Linked DNA regions of Homo sapiens: region 1 is linked to region 2. A link is an interaction called in ENCODE POLR2A ChIA-PET data of the cell type or tissue named here. Cell type or tissue: PC-3. All regions are shown on one strand.

The links. Peaks named below come from ENCODE experiments on the same cell type or tissue, not always from the same donor. Only the 100,000 strongest peaks of a DNase experiment are listed, where the experiment ranks them.
Region 1: POLR2A ChIA-PET joins it to region 2 with 5 read pairs; 1 of 35 experiments calls an interaction of 5 or more read pairs at or near these places.

What each region holds. Positions count from the first base shown.
Region 1 is chr1:218,066,491-218,070,490 of GRCh38, reverse strand. No RefSeq gene overlaps it. Among named protein-coding and RNA genes, the nearest start is that of LINC01653, 25 kb to the right of the region's middle. In PC-3, no CTCF peak of the experiment used is centred here; a DNase peak (open chromatin) is centred at 2,080.
Region 2 is chr1:217,491,152-217,495,151 of GRCh38, reverse strand. It overlaps GPATCH2 (G-patch domain containing 2), which reads left to right. Exons shown (of 10, transcript NM_018040.5): 8 at 3,402-3,472. Among named protein-coding and RNA genes, the nearest start is that of GPATCH2, 140 kb to the left of the region's middle. In PC-3, no CTCF peak of the experiment used is centred here; a DNase peak (open chromatin) is centred at 1,671.

The DNA.
Region 1 (4,000 bases), 580 kb before region 2:
AATTACCTCCCACGGGGTCCCTTCCATGACATGTGGGGATTATTATAATTCAAGGTGAGATTTGGGTGGGGACACAGAGCCAAACCATATCAGCCATGGTCCAGGGTTTGCTTGCTATGGTTAAGACCGCTCCAAGAGTACAGGCTGTGTATCCCCAGGGCTGCTCACCAAACTTGACACTTGGGAGATGCTTAAGACATCATCCAAGTGTCAGGATGTGGCCTTATGTTGCTTAAGACAAACATTTGATTAAGTCTTTGTTTAACCAAATAAATGAACAATCAGTATTAGGTACTGATTTGAGCTATATTTAAATCCTCCCTTGGGGCATATTTCAATGTTGGGGAGGAAATCTTATCTCTTGATGTTCTAACTTAAAAGAGCTTCCACAGTTATTTGTGCAAGGGGTGTGTGTTTGTGTAATTACTAGTGCTAAATTTTCACCTTTATTGCTCAGAATATGTTTTCATCTTCAACTTTTTTTATCCTTGCAAAAATGCCCCTGTGGGTTTCTAAGAGATGCCTTATTTGAGATCCTGGAGAAGGCAGTGTAGTATTATGGAAAAAGTGTTTAAGTGTTGGGTTTCAATCTCAGCTCAGCCTCTTAACAGTTATGTGACTTTGGAGAAGCTCTTTAATATCTTTGAATATCAGTTTTCTCATCTTCAAAGGAAGATTAAGGATTGTTGGAAAGAGTAACAAATACATACAGAAAACCTTTTTTCCCAGAGCTCATACATAATACTCAATGAGTAGCTGTAATTATAATGCTGTGAAATTTCTCATTCCTAAGTGTATAGCTCTGAGTCTGAAATAAGAACTGAATTCAAATAATGTGCAACATCCTAGAATGTTAGATCGGGAAAAGATTCAGGATAATAAACTTGATACTTTCTAGATGAAGAGACTAGGTCTCAGAGAGATCAGTGACTTACTTGCCTGAGGTTTCAAAGCTAATCAGAACCAGTCTTGGGACTCAAGTCTTGGTCTTCTGATTCCAAGTGCAGTGTTCATTTTCTAATAGCCATTTTTAAAATTCTCAGTGACAGCCAACTCTATGTGCAGGGCCAGTTACTGAGAAGTCTGGTCAGTCTGTGACCCTGGCTTCCATCCATTACATTCCAGGGGCCAGTGCTCTCTTCTCTTACTGCTCATGTTGGTTATGATGTGTGTTGATCTAACCAAAGATATGTAACAATGAGAGTGAAAATACACGAAGGAGACGAAAACAAAGAAGTGCTTCTTGGCCAGAGAGTAAACATCCAAATATATTCTTCCTCTATATTTTGAACTGAAGGCCTTTTGAGACAGAGACACCATAAAGAGGATTTCAGTGGCAACACAGCTGTGTCTGCACTTCTTTTCTTCTTTACTCCTGCAGTGCTGAGCTTGCTAGGGTTTTCTTGGATGCTTTCTGCTACCTTGCCACTCATCAGTGTCACAGTGGAACTCTCTCACTTGACATCTCAGCGTGAAATTATTTACAGTGAGCTGATACTCATTGAGGTCCAGGCTGCACTTACAGAGAGAACTGACCATTTGACTGTGAGGATATACTGTTGACAGGACATATAGCAATGAGTCTAGAATGTAGGCCACTATGATGTGTGGCTTTGGAATATTGAATGAAAATGCACAGATTTCAAATTCTATTTTATTGCAGATGTTGGGATCGAGCAGTTATACTAGTATTCTGTAAGAATTTGCATAGGTCTTTATTTTTTTCTTTCAATAACTTAACAAGAATTCCACTTGGATAATATTTACAGTTTCCTAATTTTAATATTTTATTTTGCATGATAAGGGAGCATACAATACATAGACTTTATTAGTCTTTTGGGTTTTTTTCCACAAACAAGGACTTGAACTCTCACAGTATGTTAGTATGCTATTTATACAAATATTTTTATTATCATACAGGCATAGATTAATCTGCTGTTCTTAAAAACTTGTTAACTATCCCCCAATGGATATAGAATCCTTTGAATTACCCTTTGAAATTACTTTTTACTGTAAATTGCATGGATTTGTAATGATCCATATACCTGACTCATACAACTTCCTTCTAAAAGAATGTTTGTTTCCAACGAGGGTCTGTGAAGTTAAAGGTAGAGTCTAAAATCATGGGAGGAAATGAGAAAATAGGACTTTGAATGGCAGCCTGAAGCCCACTGTTTTAAGCATCTAATTCATCCAGCCAAAAAGTCTACTAAGGTACCACTGAAATATGATCAGGCCACCAAATCTTTATATTGTTTTTCTATTTTTTTCTCAATTTTTGTTTCATTTTGCGGGGGAACATGTGTAGGTTTGTTACTTGGGTATATTGCATGATGCTGAAGTTTGGGGTATAAATGATTCCATTACCTAAGCACTGAGGATAGTACCCAACACTGAGTTTTTCAATTATTCATCTACTGGGTGAAACAACAGGTGTAGTTTTTCTCTCCTTTTTCTTATATCTGACACCTGTGACCCCCTCCTCCTTTACCAACCACTGAAGAAAAAATCCACTGCCACTGCCTCTTCCTCCTCCTTCTTTTCATTTTTTTTTAAACTTTTTTATTTTTATTTTTTAAGAGATGGCGTCTCACTCTGTTGCCCAGGCTGGAGTGCAGTGGCATGATCATAGCTCACTGCAGCCTCAGACTCCTGGACTCATGCAACCCTCCCACCTCAGCCTCTCAACCAGTTGGGACTAGAGGTGCATGCCACTAAATCTGGCTAATTTTTTAATTTTTATTTTTGAAGAGACAGGGGTTTCACTATATTGCCCAAACCGATCTCCAACTCCTGGCCTCAAGTGATCCTTCTACCTTGGCCTCCCAATGGGCTGGGATTACACATGTGAGCCACTGCACCCAGCCTTCTTTTTTTAAAGCACATTTTTGTTCAATTAATTACCCTTGAAAGGTCTTGTTATTTCTTTTACTAACCTTTAGTTCCTGATAGCCTGCAATTTTTATTCCATTTTGTATAGTCATCTTTGTATTTATATCTTTTCTTGTAAGTTGCTCCAAGACTAATCTTTTTTTCATATATAATTTAGGTACTAAATACCTACTGTTTCATTTAAGCAGAATGAATAGAGTATATCCTCTGAATACTTTTATTCGTGGTCTTTAAAGAATAGAAGAATAGATATGCATCTTTAAAGCTTTAAAAACTGTTATTTTTATTTTAAGGTAAAGAACAGATGTTGTAGGTGTCTGGGACATTATTACATTCACGCCTCCACTTTCAGTACCCTTAGTATGATAAAAAAATAATAAGGGAGCATAGACATCTATATACCACTCTCTTTACTCTCTAGGGCATCTGTATGACCATAATATGACATTTTAGCTAATAAGCTAGAACTAATTCATTCAAATGAGTGGTGCCCCCTTCAAAGTTGTCACCTTGGGAAAATACACATAAATTCCATTAATGCAGCCTTGTTCAAACAACATTTTATAACTCCCTTTTTGAAATAACCTTGAGAATCTGAGAATGTCCTAATTAGTGGCAAATTGATATACTTTTTTGAGGATGGGCTTGTTTTTTGGAACTAGCCAAATGTCATGTAGGAGTAAAATTGGATGGGTAATTTGATCATTAGTGGTATAATATCATCAATGGTCTAAAAAGATATTTGACTCTAAATAAATGGCACTGATTCTCAGGACATTCCATATAGAGTTATAGTAATTTTTTTTATCAATGACAGTGTCATTAGAGTAAGTGGGTAGTCAACTAAGGTGACTATTTTGAAGGCGGTTACCTATTTGATAGAAAGGCTCTGGTATGTTTGTTAAATTAAAAATACGACTTAGACTCACAATTTCTAAAACTTCCTTCATCTTTGTAAAGTCTGGTATTATGTAGCATTAGGTCAAAAGGATCCTTCATTTGGCTAGGAGAGAGGCAACGGTCTCAGCAGGACCAAGAACTAGACTCCACCCTTCTTTCAACTTCATAACACGTGATCTTGGCTTTCTTTGGCTGTGTGGTTGCAGGA
Region 2 (4,000 bases):
CAATTGTACCTAGGTTTTTTACTTACAGATTTTAATGTAATTCTTATATGAGTTATTTTTTAATATACATCTGCAGGTCACTAATAAGGGGATTGTATCTTCGTTTGGCCTAAGTCCAGCAATCTGAAAGTTGGAAGGTAAGAAGCACTTCGCACCATATTCACAAGTTCTGTTTTTGATCAGAGTTGACATTATTGAGTCAGAATCCAGAAAGCAACCTCACTTGTGACACTGATAGGAGTCCAAGGGAACAGAAAAAAAAAAATGTATCAAGAAGAAGAATGAAAAAATTTTCAGAGTCTTTTGAGCTGCTCTTGCTTATTAGAGCAGGGATCAAGGATTCTTGTTTGTTTTGAATTCATAATCTGACTTTAAAAAAAAATATGTTGGGAGTCTTCTTTTTTTTTTGAGACAGAGTCTCACTTTTTCATCCAGGCTGGAGTGCAGTGGCGCAATCTCGGCTCACTGCAACCTCCGTCTCCCGAGTTCAAACGATTCTCATGCCTCAGCCTCCCTGAGTAGCTGGGATTAATTACAGGCGCCTGCCACCATGCCCGGCTAATTTTTCTATTTTTAGTAGAGACAAGGTTTCGCTATGTTGGCCAGGCTGGTTTCGAACTCCCGACTTCAGGTGATCCGCCCGCCATGGCCTCCCAAAGTGCTGGGATTACAGGCGTGAGCCACTGCACCTGGCCAGGAGCCTTCTAAATGCAAATACATGTTGTTCAAGTAACACCTTAGATTAATTTTTTCATCTTTGCCCCATAAAAGATCTAAGCTCACATATTAACTTGTGATTCATGACCCAGAGATCTCTGTAGTTTTATCTGAGCTTCCTTTTGAAGTTGCAGTGGTATCCCCAGATGTATAATTGTACTGATAAGGTGAGATAAGTTTGTGATGGGTTTTATACATATAGATGCATTGCATTAAGTAATGCCATTGTTTGACTTGTTTTTATGTACAAAGCCCATCAAAACTATACATTTGAGGAAGAAAACACATTATAATATAAATCTAATAAAAGGAGCTATAACATCAACGTTCAGAGAGGGTGCTATCTCATTTAAATTCATCCAGATTGGTGGCCTCTCTGAGAACTATCGAAACCTAGTAGATACAACCTAATGTTTATTTTGGTCCTTATAATTGCATTTTTCAAAACTAAACTATAAATTTTTTATTTTTTTTTCCATAACATTTGGTTTGGGATTTTGAGTTCTTTGTTTGAACTGTTGTAACACAAGCCTCAGGAATAGTGTTCAAGTATCTGTCTTTTATCTTAGAATTAGAAAACATAATTAACTATTAACTATTATTATTAATTTAATGTAGAGGTAGAGATTTCATCATCTTACTTCTAGCTATCTGTGTCACAAATGTTGGTTTGTATATATATTTTTTAAAAGGCACTAGACTTAGAAATGCCAAAGTAATTAATTTTCTTTATTTTCAGAAACAATTTAGTGTTCATGGTACGAAGTGTTTCTAAATTGAAACACTTTCAGATTAATGGATTTAAGATAACTGGTTGCTCTTTTCTATAAGTAGTAATAATGAGATATGGCTTCAGCTACATATCAGATACCAGATCTCACTTCCTGTTCCTTTATTTCATTCATCCATTCATTCAGCAAATATTTGCTGAGCACTAAAATGCTCCAGACACAGTGCATGAACCCTGAAGATATAGGCAAATTGCATAACCCAAGCAAAGGGCCAGAGATGAGCAACAGCATGGTACATACCCCAAACTAAGAACTTCACTATGGCTAGGATATATAATTTAGAAGAAAGAAGGTTAGGTTGGGGTAGGAGGAAGCATAATAAATTATGAATTTAGAGATGTAATCAAATTATGAAGGGTCATGAAAGCCTTGTACAAGATTTTGAGTTTGATCTCCATAGAGTCATATAATTAGATTAATTTTAGAAAGCTCATAGTGTCTGCAGTGTGGAGAGTAGATTAGAAGGAAGCAGGCCTGGAAGCAGGGAGATCATTTGGGAGACTTTTCCAGGACAGAGAAAATGGTGGTCTAAACTGGGATGGTTGCAAGGGGGATGAAAAGAAGTAGATATTTAAGAGAAAATTTAAGAATACTTATTTAGTTCAGACGTTCCTGAAAGAATGAGCCTAACCATATTCTTGATCATCTAAGGAAGGTCTATTCCTTCTCAAGGACAGCTAAGTAAACTAATAATTGATTCTAAGTGATGTAATTGAACAGTTCAAAGCAGTTATTCGTCATTAGAAATTATTGATACTGGTCAGATAATACCTACTGAGAGCTAGTCCCATTAATTTTCATCATAATTATAATCATAGCATTTAAGCCATATTATTTCTCAGCATTTCCTATGTTCCAGTTTTATAGCACTGAATATTTTAAATGGTTTATATTACTTAATACTCACAGTAGCTTTACAGGTAGATATTATTGTTATTTCCATTTTACAGGTGGAGACCAAGGCTTAGAGAAGTTAAGTACTTTGCCTAAAGTTACACAGGTTGTAAATGGTAAAGCTATTATTGGAACCTAGTGACTTTTTAGTTACTGGCCCAGCTGGGATTAGAACCCAGCTCTATCCTGTATTATTATTTCCAAGACTTTTATTTTTGTTGGGGTTAATTGCTAATATTCTGTACAACTTCGTTTTAGCCCAGTCTTGCATATAATCATATTTTCTGCATAAATAAGATAAGCTAGAGTTTGAGTGAGCACATAGTGAAGAATATTGACTATTTGTTTTTTTCTTTCCAATTAGTTAGGGTAAAGCAAGTGTAAAGGGAAGTGGATGGTAAGGCATTTTGAGGAGGCAATCAAATATGTTTTTTTCTAATTATATATTTCCAAGCCAATAATTTCTTTGAAGAAGAATGTTTTAAGCGTGTTTCTTTACCATGTTAGGCCAGTAGGTACAGAGAAAATAATATTAGCTCTTTATGTCAGCATAGGTAACAAAGCCTTAAAAAATTCACAGCTGAATGCAACAGTGAAGGCCGTTGACAAGAGAGGTTGCATTACTTCAACCAGGGCTACTGCAGTGAACCAAAAAAAGAACTGAGTTCTAGGCTTCCATCTCCAGGCTACATCTTAACTGACTAAGAGGGCAGTTTAGCTGTCCAGGAAGAACTCGATTGCTAACTCTCACTGATAATTTTGCAACAGTGACAATAAAGAATGAATTTTAAAAAGAAAAACTTGTCTCCCTGAACTATTGAACTCCAGAAAAAGTAGTACTTACAGTCTTTGCTTTAAGAGAAACCAGTTAAAAAAAAAAAAAAAAAGCCGTGCAAATAAATGAGTAGTGTCCCTTTGAATGAGAATATTTTCCTACTTGCAAAATAATATAATGAAAATATTTTTGTTTCTATGACTTTGTCTTAACACTTTGTGTAGCATCAGCTTCTGAGAGATAATCGAGCTGAAAGAGGACACAAGAAAAATTGTTCTGTGAGAACAGCCAGCAGGTAAGCAATTCAAAATCGCTTTTTATTCATTCATTTTCTTTTTTTCTATGCCTATAAGAATGTAATGAATTGTTGTTAGGTTGCCTTTGGTTCTAAAAAGTCACCTTAAAATATTTTATGTATTGTTTATTGGAATCTATTTTAGGATTACGAGCAATGAATAAAAAGATATTTTATTTATATTTTTTAAACTTGTAAAAAATAATTAATTTTTAAAATAAAATATTTATCTCCCTTAATTACTGAATTTTAGATCAGCATTTACACTAATAATTCATTTTTAATCTAAAAAATTGGCTTAATCTCTTTCCCTAAACTTAAGTGGCATTTAGACCTTATGAGAGAGAAATATGTGTATTCTAATAACATATAAATGAGTAAAGACTGGGAAGAAAGTAGTCTCTTTTAAAGAGTGCTTTTATAATCTTGTTCATTTTTTCCAATGTTAGTTTTTTCCATAATACAAAGAATTTCTCCCAGTTTGTTTTTTAGACAATATATTTTCAAATTGTGCAAATGGTGTTTCTG